Linked DNA regions of Mus musculus: region 2 is linked to region 1. A link is a loop called in an ENCODE intact Hi-C map of the cell type or tissue named here. Cell type or tissue: left cerebral cortex. All regions are shown on one strand.

The links. Peaks named below come from ENCODE experiments on the same cell type or tissue, not always from the same donor. Only the 100,000 strongest peaks of a DNase experiment are listed, where the experiment ranks them.
Region 2: a loop joins it to region 1, with 2.0 times the contacts of the local background. A loop is called at or near these places in 3 of 42 quality-filtered maps.

The regions. Positions count from the first base shown.
Region 1 is chr8:126,656,533-126,664,532 of GRCm38, forward strand. No RefSeq gene overlaps it. Among named protein-coding and RNA genes, the nearest start is that of Gm31546, 64 kb to the left of the region's middle. In left cerebral cortex, a CTCF peak has its summit at 1,377; DNase peaks (open chromatin) are centred at 3,153, 3,524, 3,985, 4,542 and 5 more places; H3K27ac peaks cover 3,043 bases.
Region 2 is chr8:126,870,614-126,878,613 of GRCm38, forward strand. All of the region lies in intron 1 of Gm31718 (a long non-coding RNA gene), which reads right to left. Among named protein-coding and RNA genes, the nearest start is that of A630001O12Rik, 26 kb to the left of the region's middle. In left cerebral cortex, a CTCF peak has its summit at 4,460 (motif pointing left); DNase peaks (open chromatin) are centred at 1,710, 2,129, 2,798, 3,698 and 2 more places; H3K27ac peaks cover 1,710 bases.

The sequences.
Region 1 (8,000 bases):
AGGGGTGGCAGGGCTCACCTGTCATTTAGGATTCCAGAGGCTGAGGCAGGAAGACTGTCATGAGCTCAAGGCTAGCCTAGGCTGTGTAGCAATGATGAGGACTATACACCAAAACTCTGTCTTGAAAGCCAAACACAAAGAAAGTACGTGGAGGGTAAAAGAGTGCCTGTCAGAAAGTGCTGGGCAGGTGACCTGACCCCTGTCCTCTGCCCATGGGCATCTGAGGTAACAGACAAACATTCACTGTAAGGAGTGTAAAAATAAACAAGAAAATTCCATGTGCTCAGGGATCTTTCTCTCTTGGCAGAGGCACCAGAATACAAAATAAACTATTGCAGGTGGGACAGCCTCGACGTCGATCTTCACTGATGTCCAGCAGGGTCCCTGACAGTGTGATTGGTACATCAGAGGAGATGAAGCTGAGCAGACACCCTAGTCCTGACAGAGTGATGTGAAACCCATCTTATTCGGGCCTGGGAGGTCTCCATTAGATGGTTACTTTGGACCCAGAGCTGGCCACAGGTGCTTGAGGCTAATCAGTGACAAGGCTGACAGGTCATTTCAGGCAAAGGACCGAGTGTTTTCAGGAGACTGGGACTTAAAGGGCAGTGTCTGAAGACTTGTTTTCTGGTGATGGGGACCAAATCCGTGGCCATGTGTTTGCTAGGTAAACACTCAACGTCAGAGCGCAATTCCCAAACTCTAGCATGATCTTCACATACAGACGCCAGTAAGGGAGCACAAGAGCTAATGTGGCCAGGACTGTTAGCCCAGAACAGGAAAGAAATCTCACTTACATGGGAGATCAAGGTAAGAGGATTGTGATTTCAAGACTTGCTAGGAACAAGGAGTGAGTTCAAGACTAACCTGGGCCACTAAGTGGGATCTTGTCCCTAAATAAACAGTAAAAAAGATGGAAGGAGATGTAACCCAATACCAGATTGCTTATCCAGAATTCCATCTCTAATGTGAATAATTAATGATTATTAATAATAACGATGACAATAATAATAATAGATGAAAAAGTGAGTCTGAATACGCATCCTAGCTTCTCAGAAGTGCCTCTTACCCAGAATCCCTTGCACCTCTAGTCATCAGACCCTATCACTCCAGCTGCAGCCGGCCTTGGCTTGGAGGACCACAGCAACAATGTCAGTGGGAGATCGCTAGCCTGCATCACATCAAAGAGAAACCAGGAGGTCACAAGGGCTGAAGGAAAAGGATTTATGTTTGGCATGGCTGAAGAGAGGAAACTTCTCATTTTACTAAAGCCCGTCCCTGAGCTCCGTGACCGGGGCATTATGACAAACCTGCCCCATGCTTACACACTTGCCCTGCATGTGAGGTCTCTGTGTCTCTCCTCCCCAGCAGCAATGGCATCCACAGGCCTCCAGGGCAATGGAGCAAGGACTATGGCCCAAGAGGAAAGTGTTGTCCTGCAAGTAGATTTATGCCTTAGGCCCTGTTTAAGATTCTGCTGTGGAGATCAGATAGACTCCTACTACACAAGCTACAGGCAACTGCAAAATGCTGAGAGTGAGAGAAAGTCTTCTCCAGGAAAGAAGACACCAGTTGGTTATCCAATACCCAATGATCAGCCTTAAAACATACATACAAATGACAGACAGACTGAGGACACACACACATATATGTGTGTATATATATACATACATACATATAGATGACATGATATGATATATAATATATAATGTATACATAATATAATAGTTAACATAATTTACTATATATATCATATATGCAATAATAATTAATGCAAAAAGAGGCCATAAATATGAAAGAATGCAAGGAGAAGTATATGGGAGGGTTTGTGGGGAGAAAAGGGAAGGAGGAAATAATATAATTATATTATATCTTAAAAAATAAAATGAAAAATAGACCAGGCATTACTGGTGCACACCTTTAATCCCAGCACTTAGGTGGGTCTCTATGAGTTCAAAGTCAGCCAGGACAGCCAGGGCTACACAAAAACAAACCCTGTCTTGAAAAACAAACAAAACAAAAATCCCATGCTTTGATTTCTGTTGGCATTTGCAAGAATACCCTAACACACCGAACATACCATTTAAAGATGGGGTAGAAAAATATCATTTAGAGCCTAGGAGATGGCTTACTGGTTTAAGTGTTTACTATGGTGTTCAAGCATGAAAACTTCACTTTGAATTCTGACATACATGTACAGAGCCCCCAGCACTGGGGAGGAGACAGGAGAATCCTAGAGCTTGCTAGTCAGCCAGTTGAGCTGAAATGGTGAACTTCAGCATTAGTCACACACATACACATATGCATACACATACGCAAACACATACACATATAGACACACACATAGTCACAGACACACACAGAGACACACACACAGTCACAGACACATATAGAGGCAAACACACACACAGACACACACACACACACAGTCACAGACATACACAGAAAGACAAACACAAAGATACACACAGACATAGAAAGACACAGGCACACACACAGTCACAGACACATATAGAGGCAAACACACACACAGTCACAGACATACACAGAAAGACAAACACAAAGATACACACAGACATAGAAAGACACAGGCACACACACAGAGACACACAGGCACACACACACAGAGACACGGTCATAGATACACACAGAGACAAACACACAGACACATACACACACAGACACACAGTCACACACAGAGAGACAAAAACACAGATACACACAGACACACAGAGAGATATACACACAGAGACACTAAGTTAAAATAAAGGTGGGGTACAAATAGAAGAACATGAAATCTCTCTTTGAACGAACTTAAAAAAAAATCACACCGCAGTTTTTAATTAAGGCCAAAGAATCTGATGCAAAGAAATAAATGATCAGACATAGCTATTAAAACACAGACAAGGTGGGGATTTTTACACCGCATCACAAGTCTTTCCTCTTTGAGACACTACCTTGCTCTGGTCTCCAGACAGTCCTTCTGGAAGGAAGGGGCCCAGCAAACCCTTTGGTTTGGACCTGTTTTCCCAACCTCTGTCTTGGCACACTATCGACAGAGTACAGAGCAGTCTAATGGGACCCAGTATTGGCCCACAACAGCAACCTGGCCTGGACCTGATGGTGTGTTTTCAGCCACATAGGAACTTGGTCTTTATTCTTCAGGGTTGTGAATCTGGCACCGGAGACTGGTAAAGGAGCTTGGTGGAAAGCCCAAACAAACTATAAGGAAATCCTGCATTCTGCAACAAAAGGCGTGAAAGTGGAGTCAAGGCCTCCCTGCCTTTGTCTCCTCTGCCAGGATAGGAGCTGTTGCCTTGGGAGGAAGATAACATGAAAGAGGCTGTAATTGCAGGGCAAGACTCCAGGGTCTGAGAAAACAGGACAAGAAATATCAAGGAAAGAGGGTTCTATGTGCTTTCAGCCGAGCCAGGGAGGGGAAAATTAAAAGAGCAACCCTTTTTTGAACTTGAACTTTGTGGGTGGGGTGGGGGTGGGGGTGAGAACACATACCAGCAAGAAGAGAACATTTTCAGGAAAAACATGAGGGCGGAGAGAAAAAAGACAGGATGATGTCATGTCAGCCAAAGGAACCAGGGAGGAGCGTGTGTTTTTATAAACATACTTTACGCAACAGAGGAGGGCATGAGCTTGAACCAAGGGAAAGTACACCAGTGGGGAACAGAAAAGGAGCTGGAAGCCAAAGGGCTTTACCTTATCTGAGCTCTCAAAACACTTTAAAAAAGAAGAAGAAGAAAAAAAGAAAATCCCATTCCAGGAGGAAGAAAGACAGGAGCGAGGGAATGCAGGCGTGAGAGGGGTGGCGAGGAATGTCTTCCGAGGTACTTAAAATCTGCAAATGAGAGAGCCAGACAGCCGTGTCCCACCTATTTGTGGGAAATGTCGAAGAAGATGCAGCCTTAAGAACAGAACTCTTCACAGCCACCCAGTCAGTTCAGGAAGGGCAGGGACCAGTCTCCTGTGCTCTTGCTGGGTCTCAGCAGCCCTGTGCTTGTTAAGTGCCTGTGAGCCCTTGTCACCTCTTCCTGCTGGTCTGGCTCTGCACTGGCTGGCAAATCCATACCCTGCAGTTTAGGAGGAGGTGGTGGAGGAAGAGGAGGAGGAGGAGGAGGAGATGGAGGGGGAGGAGGAAGACAGGCAGATGTGTTGGGAAATCCAAGGGATTATTAATGACCAGGTATCAAGTCAGTGACTAGATCATATCACATTTTTTTTTCAGAAATTCAGGCATCTGAGAGAGAGAGAGCGAGAGAGAGAGCGAGAGCGAGAGCGAGAGAGAGAGAGAGAGAGAGAGAGAGAGAGAGAGAGAGAGAGAGAGAACACAGAGGTCTCAAGTGTCGCCGAGCTTTGTGTGTTTTGTCTGGAGTTGCTTTTGCTGGAAGTCATCCAGGAAGCCGATCTTAGCTGTGCTGGTCATGTGACCACTCCTATAGCCGGTGGTTTTGTTGTTGTTTTGTTTTTAAGCCATTTTCCCACTCAGCCGATAATAGCACAGCTAGAAATCTAAACACCAAATCATTATTCATCTAACCCCCAATTCAGACAAAGTTTGAGAGGAAGGCCACTGTCCTTTGACATTGCAACAAGAGTCGGCTCCTTCCCTTTACTCTGCTAGGGCTGTGTGGTCCCTGGGCAAGTCCAGGACCAAGGAGGAGGGGCACAGCTCACTGCAGGGGAGGCCGACCCAGGGGGAGATGAGGATCTGCATCAAGGAGAGATCGAGGGTTTAGCAATGTCCCCATGCTTGTCCTCAAATTGTGAACGAGGCTCTTTTATCCACTGTTCCCTTCAGCTCTTGCTCCTGCACACCAGGCAGGGCATCAAGGTGTGCCCCCTGGCATCTGTCACTCACTGGAGCCCCTGACCTGCAGCATGGTTAGGGCGGGTATATTTGTTCCTTTCTCTCTCTCTCTCTCTCTCTCTCTCTCTCTCTCTCTCTCTCTCTCTCTCTCTGCTGAGCCATTGGATCAATGGCAGGCAGGAAAGAGCAAATTGTGCCAGGAAGAACGATCTCTCCCCGGCTGACTCAGCCCAGGATGGGAAGGCAGGGGGCCATCTGGCAATTGAACGCAGCCCTTGATTTTTCCCTTATGAAACAGTAACTACAGAGGTATAGTGCTGGCCTGGTTCTGAGAAGGTCACCCGGGTTGGCTTTGAAAGGCGAAGGCTCTGTGTCAACAGAGCAGTGTGATAAGCAGCAGCCATTTCTCCAGATAATGTGTCTGATCGTGTACCTCTGGGATCAGCTTTATATCTCTCTACAGATCGGTGTGTTTTTTATGACAACTGTCTCCATAGCAACCAGGTGTCCAGCTACTAAATGGATCTGAAAGCTATTCAGTCCCAGCCTGGGGGCAGGGCAGGGAGCCCCTCTCACTGCGGGTTCCTTGGAGAACCTCAGTGAGGCCGTCATGCGAGGCAAAAGACCTGGGGTTTCCTTCCCAGGCCTGGCCGGACAGAAGAATGGAATGATCGAAGTGGCTTTTGTTTATCATTTGAACCATATCCCAGCCGGTAGGGTAAACAGCCGGTCAATTAAAATGGCATGTAGCTATATGGAAGGTGTTGCAGACAGCTTGGAGATTGGAGACATAACAGCTAGCACAGGCTGAAGTAACCGAATGGCAATTATCCTGCAAAGTCCGGGGTCAGTGATTTGGGGATTAATATGTCACAACGAGAAGGAAGAGGTTCGTGAAACATTCATTCTGGTTGATCCAGGCTGAAAGACAATTGCATATGAGAAGTCATACAGGGTCACTGAAGGCTGGACAGGCAAGGGCAGAGCAGTCAACATTCCCATCTCTGTCAAGGAAAGAAAGGCTCTCTGTCCTTGGGTATCCCTGTGGCCCAGACAGAGGCTCAGGGAGGAGGAGGGGGACTGCAGAGGTGTGGCTGCAGAGGGAGCCACGGAGCTCAGTCTTCTCAAGGTGTCTTGCAGATACAGGTTCCATGGCTCTTCCCAAGGTCAGCCTTGTTAGCCTGAAACCTCTCACCTGCCTCCATCAAGTGCACCAAAACTCTGTGAGATCCCCACTTCATTGTGAGTGACAGAGGCTTCCACTGTTGTGAAGTGACGCCCTGGGGGTCATCTGCACAAGGACACCAACAGTGTGTGTGTGTGTGTGTGTGTGTGTGTGTGTGTGTGTGTCTATCTGTCTGTCTGTCTGTCTGTCAGGACAGGGAAGGGAGACACAGCTGTACCAGCAGAGACAGTGTGATACAATGGAATCCAGGAGGAAGAAACTTCAAGAAGGGCTCCTAAACAGGCTGCAAATGGTATTTGGGAGGATACACCCTTCCCAGTCATAATCTAAACCAGGGCCGGATGTGGCGGGTACAGGGCTTATAAGGGTAGCTGCAGCCTCTCTTCTGTCTCTGCTCTCTCTCCATCATCCGCTATGCCCAAGTGCAGTTCAATCATGCAGTTGGTGGGGCCCAGATCTAAGGTGTTTCTTACAGGAAGCTGCTCTCCTCAAAGGAGAGTCGGGGGTTAAGTCTGCAACTGTCAGTGTCTGGCAATAAATAAAAGGAAACCGCACTCCCCATGAATGGGGAGGAGGCAGCAGGAAGGTAATTTTTTTCTTTTTCTGTTTCTAAAGCATGAGTAAGATGCTCAATGTGTTTGAGATTATTTGGCAAATTCTTGGAGAAGGTCCCTTGTTCACTAACCAGCAGACTGTAGACCACAGTCTTCCTATCTTCCTCTTTATCCTGATCCTCCAGAGACAGGCAGGTGGGGCACATCTCTGTTTAACTATTAATGATTCATAAAACTCCCGCCCCCCCTACAAGAAGCCCTGGGCTTGTCATGTTAGTAGAAAATCCTATTTTGAGTGTGTTATGAAACAGAGGTTTTGATATGTTGCCAGATTTATGGAAGATGCTGGAATCAAGGCTCTGAGACGCTGGGGCTGGCCGAGTGGGTGTTACATAAAACTGTTCTAGGGACTCGGGTTGATCACAGGAGTTGGGGGATGTCCTGGAGGGTGAAATCAAAGACAACAATACAAAACATGAGCCAGCTGCCAAGCCCGGTGTGCTCTAAGGCTAAGCAGCAAGTCTGGGTGCAGTTTTAACCGGAGACCTGGAGACCTGCAGGCCTTTGCTGTGGCTGATCACACTCAGCCAGCCCAAGGAGTCGGGATGAAAGGCACCTTCACGGGGCCCTCAGGAGGGCAAGAGGCTCCTTGGACTGACTGCTGATTGAAATTCATACTCGCCTGCTTTCCTTCCCTGTCTCCCAGGCCTCCTCTGGGCAATGTGTAATAAAAAGGAGGAAGGTGACCTCCTCCAAGCTTCGACTCTTGTGAAATGCATCTCAGGGCTAAGGTGCATCTCAAGTCCAGGGCTGGAAGCTGATTTCTCCACACTTGGATCCAAAATTCCTTACTGGAAGCCACAGTCCTTTTCTCTTTCAGATGTCAGCTTTTGTGCAGTTTCTAAAAGGCCTGTGTCTGGCCAAGTGTCTTGTTTGTTTGTTTGTTTGTTTATTATCTTTCTCTCTCTCTCTGTGTGTGTGTGTGTGTGTGTGTGTGTCTGCAGGTGCAGATTTGTGGGAGCATATATGTATGTGTGTGCTCGTGTGTGTGCCTCTCTCTGTGTGTGCAGGTACAGATATGTATATGCCTCCCTGTGTATGTGGGTACAGATGTGTGTGTGGATATGCCTCTGTGTGTGTGTGCAGCTGCAGCTGCTTGAGGTATATGTGTCTGTGTATGTGTATACCTCTCTCTCTCTCTCTCTTTCTCTCTCTCTCTCGTGTGTGTGTGTGTGTGTGTGTGCAGGTGCAGATGTGAGGGGTATGTGTGTTAGGTATTTCACCTAATGTATGTGTGTAATAGGTATTTATTTTTGGATCAGGGGCTCCTCATGTACCTCAGGCTGGGTTTGAACTCACTACATCACTACATAGTCCATTGCTGTCAAAACCACAGCGAGCCTTCTGTCTCAGTCTCCTAAGGATTAGTATCACAGGT
Region 2 (8,000 bases), 210 kb after region 1:
GTCGTCGCAAATCCTGCCCTTTACCAGGGCTGCAGCACACTCTCCACAGTGTCTCTCTCTAACCATCTTCTCTGCTCTTTCTCTAACCCACTGCCTTTCCCCTTGACAGAGCCGGAAGGATTTGTTTTCAGATACTTCCCGAAGTTTACTCTCTGACTCGCATTCGCAAAGTAAGGAATTAGAATATAAGATATAAAAGCCAAGAGAGAAAAAAGAAACAGGAAAAGTCGGGGTGCAGAAGACCACAGGGGATGAGGTGTTCCAAGAAGGTCCTGGGGACAGCAGCTGTGAGTGCGTAGGTGGTAGAGCCTCTCCTGGAGTACCCCAGGAGCATGTGGAGGCCCATAAGCTGAGACATGATAAGCAAGGGGGCACATAGATTAAAATGAACTATGAGGGACATCGAGGGTAGGGAGAAATGTGGCAGAAACACAGAGCCCTTTATAAACCTATGTGAGGAAATGTGTGTTGCCTAGGACTATAGAGCCATTGAGATTTATGAGCAGCATCACAGGGTCTGATGCAAGTCTTTTAAAGTACCATGTTAGCTAACATGTTGAATATAGACTGGAGAATATTCTGGGATGGCACCTATAGCAATATATATCATCTCCAATAAGGAAATAAAGAATATATGTCATGGGGAATAGCAAAAAAAAAAAAACTTCATAGATACCCACTCCATAAATAGCAGGCAGGGGCAGATAAGAGGGCTGTAGAGGTGTTTGGCATCAAACCCTTATGACCTGAGTTCAATCCCCAGCAACCACATGGTGAAAGGAGAGAACCAATTCCCCCAAATAATTCTCTGACCTCCACATACAACATGGCAGGCGCACTTGCACATCCAAACAAAGGAATAAATGTAAATAATTAAAAGAAAGGTCTCTTACATTTTAAACCTTTAAACATGAGGTCAGGCAAGGTGGTGCACACTTGTAGTCTCAGCACTTGCCAATCAGAAGCAGAAGAATGCCAAGTCTAAACACAGCCTGACTACCTAACAAGGCACGACTTCACAACTCCAAGGGCTGGTCAGCGCTTGGGAGACAGAGGCAGGTGGATCTATGAGACCTCAAGGCCAGCCTGGTCTGCAGAACTAGTTCCAGGACAGCCAGGGCTATATAGTATAACCCTGTCTTAAAACAGACAGAAACAAACAGATCTAAGGGCGGGCTGGGGAGCTCCGGGTGTAGTTCAGTGGTGGCAAGTTTGGTTTTCCTGAGTGAGACTCCGATGAGGGGCAAGGGAGAGATCATAAATGGTCGTTAGGAAAACTCAGAAGCCGATGTAGAGAATTCAAGACAGTATTAAGAGTAAAAGGATGAAGCCATCCAGAAATAAGGACTGGGTTTTAAAAACAGAGCAAATCCAGAAGATCCAGACTTAAGATCAGCAGCGAGGATAAATGGGAACGCAACACCGCAAATGGCAGGAAGTAAGAGAACTGAAGGGGATCGGGGAGAAAGGGCCAAAAACAAATGATGGGCAGATGGGAGCCAAGAGTCCCCCCTCCCCCGAAACTGAAAACTGAAGCAAAGAGCAGAACAAAGTTAAAATCAAGCCACTCAGGAAAACCTTTCTGGAGAAATGTCACAAATGTACGAAAGTGCAGGCAGAAAGTAAAAATAAACACGCTGGAATGGTTTCTGGTAAAAATTTTTAGATTTCAGAGGAAAGTACGAAGCCGCCTGCATATGCAACGATGTTTGTAGGACAGATCTGGGCTAGAAATTTATAATTAGAAAAGATCCGGGGAGGCAGAAACAGGTGGATCCCTGGGAGACGGGCCAGCCCAGACTGGCCTACTTGATGGGTTCTGGGACAGTGAGAGACCCTATCTCAAAACACAAGGTGGATGGCTGAAAACTGACACATGAGGTTGACCTCTAACCTCCACATACGCCCCCAAACATATGTACATGTACATGCATATACACACACACACACATGAAGAATTCAGACGGGACATAGCAAGGAGGGCTGATATCTGTCACATATCTGGGCCTCAGCCGGGAAGTCTCAAAAGCTGGGGTAACTCCATAGCTGAGGTTTGGAGTCAACTAGATGCCTGACCTCTCAGGCATCTGGAGCCAGGACTCAGCTGACTCAGAGACCCAGCCTGCTGACCAGAGGCCTCACGTGTCTTCTCCATGTGGCTCAGCTTCCTCCCAGCACGGCCACCACACAGTGGTCAAACTTCCCTAGTGACAGAGACCAGAAGCATAGGACACAAAACTCAAAACAGAAGCCATATAGCCTCATGAGGCCCCCTGTTTCAGATATCACATAATGTCACAGTCCCCTTACTTACTGGTCAAAGTCATCTCCCATGCATGAGAAGGAGGGACAGAGACCTCATCTATTAGTGAGAGAAGAAGCAGAGCTTTGAGGGTATGTCCTGTAAATCACCAGGGACATATTCCCAGGGTTGTGGTGTTCTTGCATGTCCTGCCTGATACAGTATTGCTTACCTCCTTCATGGCACACTGCTGGTCTGTGAATGTCATGCACTCACAGCCTCCCGCTTCCCTGTAGGGGTCTCGGGGTTCTCAGTTGCTGGGGTGGACATGGAGTCTTTAGTGGGTATGATAATGGCTACTCTCTATTGCCAAATTGATGGGAGTTTTGAATTGCTTCTGAGTGTGCCTTTGAGGGCATTTCCAGAGAGGCTTCACTCAGAAGGGAAGACCCACCCTGAATGAGGGGTGGTCACCATCCCATGGGACAGGACCCCAGATGAATAAAAACAGGAAGGAGACGGAAAGCTGAGCCACAGTATTCTCTCTCTGACTCCAGACTGTGGGTGCCGAGTGAAGAGCTCCCTTCGTCACACTGTGTCCTGCCCACCACGAAGAACTGCACCTTCAAAATAGCCCTGCCAGTTGGTCTTGTCAGGTGTTTTGCCACAGCAACGGGAAAAGTAGCCAAGACAGTTTCTAAACCTGTCAGCGACCCTTCTACCGTGATGGATGGCCCACCCCTGTCTTGCAGCCTGGTTCCTGTTAAATCCCCATAGCTCTTGTCAGGACTCTTAAAAGGAACAAATGTATATTTCTGAATATTGAAAAACACAAAGGCACAAATGTTGAGTTATTAAACAAGTTCACAGTAGCTTCCTCCTCACAATGCTGCTTGATTGAAAATAATTGGGCAAAGAAAATGAATTCCAGACCAAACTGAGTAGTTGTTTTCCTATACAGAAAGAAATTTTTCTCCTCCCACCATCAAAACCCCTAAAAATGCCACTAAGACCGTTAACTAATACCCACTTGGGACAGGAATCATATGACTTTAATCTACAGACTCACACCTTTGGCCTGAGCTGGCTAGACACAGAGGGTGACAAGCTCCTAAGGACTGATAGTCCAACTCTAGAGGTTCTACGGGTCACTGACAACAAGAATTTCTCTTGGATCAACCCTGAGACTGGGCATGAAATTATACGAGAGAGAGAGAGAGAGAGAGAGAGAGAGAGAGAGAGAGAGAAGAAAAGAAAGAAAAAGAAACATAGAGGCAAACCCACATCCCAGAGGGAGGCCAAACCAAGCTAATCAAAGCAAAAGAAAGTCCAGACCCAAACCCAGATCCCACCCACAGGCTCAAATGTGATTCTGGCTGTCTGAAAGCAGTTCTCAGACAGAACCTCAGGCGATGAATCAGTTTCCTCAGACACTGAGGGGGGATAAAGCCACTGCTGCGGAGCCGGAGTGCTGGTCGAGGAGAAGCTGTGAGAATCCAGCAGAGTGGGGTGGGAGTAGGGGGTGGTGCACACAGTGAGAAAAGCCACGGTGAATCCCCAGTCTAGACAGTGAGCCCAGAATGCCCAGGGAAAAGAAGCAAAGGATAAGAATGAAAAGAACAGGTTCAGAGGAGCCAGCTGGATGCACCTCCAAAATGTGGGTGGGGGGAGGGTGGGACACGCAAGACAGCTGTGCAGTCAAAGTTGCTTAAAGTCACAGAGAAGGGGCTGGGGAGGTGGGTGGGCATCCAAAGTGCTGTCCTTGCAAGCATGGGGACTTGAGTTAGACACCCAAGAACACACATAAACAAAAGCCCTGGGTGGTAGCATATCCTGGTTATACCAGCACTGGGGAGGTAGGGGCAGAAGAGTCTGTACAGCTGTCTGCACAACCTAGCCTGATCATTCCCAGGCTCTAAGGATAAATACTACCTTAAAAAAATCCCACACCCAAAAAGGAGAGGAAATGAGGAAGTATTCGTAGGATCCAGTGAGTGGGGAGAGACTTTGGGTTGGATATACATTGATAAAGATACATTGTATACACATATGAATTATCAAAGAATAGAATTTAAAGTTCTGGTAAGTTTAAAAACTAGGGCCTAGAGAGAAGGTTCAACTAAATGAAGAGCACTGTTCTTCCAGAGGACAGTTTCTATTCCCAGCACCTACAGAACAGCTCAAAACCATTTATAGATCCATTTCCAGGGCATCTGGTGCCCTCTTCTGGCCTCTGTCAGGCACAAGTATAGTACGCAGAAATGCAGACAGGCAAAATAAAATAAATCAATAAATCAATCAATAAATAAGGTTTTTGGTTGTTTTTTTTTTAAGATTGAAATTTTAAAAGATCAAGGTGGTCAGCCTGGCCTACAGAGTGAGTTCCAGGACAGCCAGGGCTACACAGAGAAAACCTGTCTCGAAAAACCAAATAAATAAATAAATAATTGAGATGGATAGCACTTGAAGAATAACATCAACATTGTCCTCTTGGCCCCTACATGGCATGCACACACGTGCACATAGGCATACAAGATAAAAAATCATTAATAATAATAATAATAATAATAATGATAAACAGGATGAAAGCACGCATCTCTTTTTCCATCCGGAAATCAACTCACATTATAAACATAAACAACGTCTATCTACGTTCCTACAGAAGGACGATTTCCGAGCAAGTCCATACACCAAGCCATACAATGTGGGCAAGACAGCAGAGCAAAGCCTTGACATACACTGTCTAACTCAGGGAGATGGTTTTGGGATGAACAGGACTCAGAGGTTAAGGGCTGGTCCCAGTGCCTCACAGCAAGCACACTTCCAGGGCTGAGGGAAACAGCTGCCATCTGATAGCAGACCTCTCTCCTGGGACATAAGCTCTGGTACAGCAGTTTCCCTGTCTCTCTACCTAGAAAACTGGCAAATGGTTCTTCTGAGAAAAGCAATGACAAAGACAGGAAGGAGATTTGTAAGCTAGAAAATGAAGGGAGGCAGCCTTCAGGGATCACACTACCTGACATGGGGGTACAGTCCAGTGATTCCATGTCTGTGAGTGAGCAGAGGCCACAGGAAGATGGGCCCTCTTCTGCGCCAGGAAATATCAGTGCAGTGGTAGAAGCAGGTAGAAACTGAAAGGAGCCAGTGTGAGCTGAATATCAGAAGCATCTATGGGCTGGGGAGACACTCGGTATGTAAAGTGCTTGCTTCCACAAGTACAAGGACCCAAGTTGAGATCTCTAGCACCCACACAGAAGCCAGATGTGGCAGTTTATATCTATAATCCAAGTACTTGCGATAGAGACAGGAGGATCCCTGGGGTTCGCTACCTATGCAACCTGACTAAATCAGCAAGCACCCAGGTTCCCCGAGAAGCCCTGTCCGGAGGCATAAAGTGGAGAACGGTAAAAAGGTAGCCAATATCACCCTCCACATGAGAGCAGACTCTGCACCCGGGCTGCAGGATCAGGAATAACTCCAAGTTGTGTCCCGTAATGCCTCTGACTGACAGGAGCAACTGAGACCCTGGGTAATGGCTAATTACCTCCCCTGAACAGCAGGATCATTGGTCATCTTGGCTGCTACCCAAGTCCTAAAAGCTCCTGAGTCAGCACCCCTTCCTCCAGGAGGTTCCTGTGGCCTATGACCCCACAGGTGCTGGGGTTTGCGTAACAGCCCTCCTGACATAATGAGAACCTGGGAAACAAGTCTTTTCTTGGTCGTCTGAAATCACTGGAAGCCACCCGAATGGTTACATGGACACTCTAAGTCAGCATCTTAGTCACGCAAGGTAGCTCAGGGACGGCTGGGGGAGTTTGTTTTCACTTCCCTGAGACTAGGAGGCACATGTGTAAACACAGGTCTGAAAGAGCCCTTGTTCCTAGTCTGTGCGTCCCATCTTCCTGCTCAGCCTCTGCATGTCTGCTGCCAACACCCAGGGCTCCGGTTGCAGCTCCTTACAGTATGAAATGGCCCTGGGGACTGAGGCCAGGGCAGGAGGCCACTATCAAATCTGGAAGGCTGACCCTGGTCCCAGATGCAGGTTATTTTTACAACAGCCTCTGACCCCAGACACCCTGCCAACTCCTCTTACATACCCTCCTCCTCCTCCTCACACTCTGCTCCCACCTGTGGGCTCTCTGTCACTGTCAGCCTCTGGGTGTCTAGTATCCTTCACACCAGACTCCCTGTCCCTCAGTTGCTCAGTGCTGAAAGTCGGATGGTACGATGAGCATGGGATGTTCTCTTGACCTCTGTGGAATCTCGACAGTGGATGTGGGCACCAATCCGGAAAAGTCCCCGGGGGCCACCACTAGAGACTCCGGATCGATGGTTTCTGGGGAAAGAGCTGTGTGCAAGCATTTTAGACTTTGGCCCATTTAGCATTTCAAAATCCTGAAATGTGGCTCTACGGAATTCCCAGTGCTGAGATCATCGCCCAGCACCTCAGAGAGGGTCTATGTTTAGAGGGGGGGGGGGGTCTTCAACTCAATGACTAAGTTAAAATGAGGTCATTAGGGTAGGTCTCCTGTCTATGTAAATGTGGTAGGGACCCTTATTTGAAGAGATTCAAGACAGGGATGTGCTTTAGGTTCTTGGTTCCATCCCCAGTACAGAGAGAAAGTGGAGGTAGAGAATTAGACATTCACAAAGAGGGACAACCATCTACAGTCACAGGAGCCAAGGAGATAGGTCTCAGAAAAAAAATCAATCCTACTAGAACTCCAAGATGTCCCGACAGGCAAAAGCAACTGATGGAACCTATGGTGTAATCAGTCAACCCCCAAGTTGTCCCCTGACCTCTACCCGTGTGCAGCGGCACACATGCCCACACTTGAACATGTGACAATCATCCAGTAATAATAATAAATAATAATAATAATAAATTCAATTAAAAATTCTCAGAAAATAAAAACAAGCTTTCTCTTATAGTTTGGATATGGATACATCCCCACAGGGCTTATAAGTTTGAATACTTGGTCCCAGCTGGCGGCACTACTGTAGGAGACCCTTTAGGATGTGTGGTCTAGCTGACAGGTGAAGGGCCAGAGATAGAAGGCAAGATGCCTAAAGGCTGCATTTGCTTCCAGCCTCTTTCTGATTCCTGATCCACCAAGACAGAACAAGCAACCTCACTGAGCTCCTGCCACCAGTGAATGGAGCCAAATCCTTTCCCACTATGACAAACTACATATTCCCTTAAGTTGTGAGACAGAGACATTCCCCTGGCCCTCTGTCACTTTCTTCTACCAGATATTTGGACACAACAATGAGAAAAAGTAATGAATATACCTGTGACCTCTCTACCCCAGACTTCAGCTTCCAGGACACAGGGTGTCTCTGGCTCTGGGTGGTGACAGGACACCTGTCCTGAAAGTGAGAACACTGTGTATTATTGTCCCCTCCCTCCTTCCAGGTCTCTCCCGGTGGTTTGCCCGCTTTTATGATTTCTAACAGATAAGCAGTGTTGTGCCCTGCACTCTCCTTTCTATCTTTTAATCAGAAAATGAAGACCATCAGGGTGGTCTGTGCTTGATGGAGATCACCACCCACACAGCTTTATGCAGACCCCACCTCTGAGCCTGATTGCTCTTTTTGGACCCTGACTCCATAAGGAGTACCTTCTTCCTATTCTGCTTCTCCATCCTCTCGGCAGCTGGCAAGACTTCCAGCAAGCTTGCCCTGTTTTTCTTTCAAAACTGCAATAAAATGGTCCTCAAGCTTCAAAAAAAAAAAAAAAAAAAAAAAAAAAAAGACA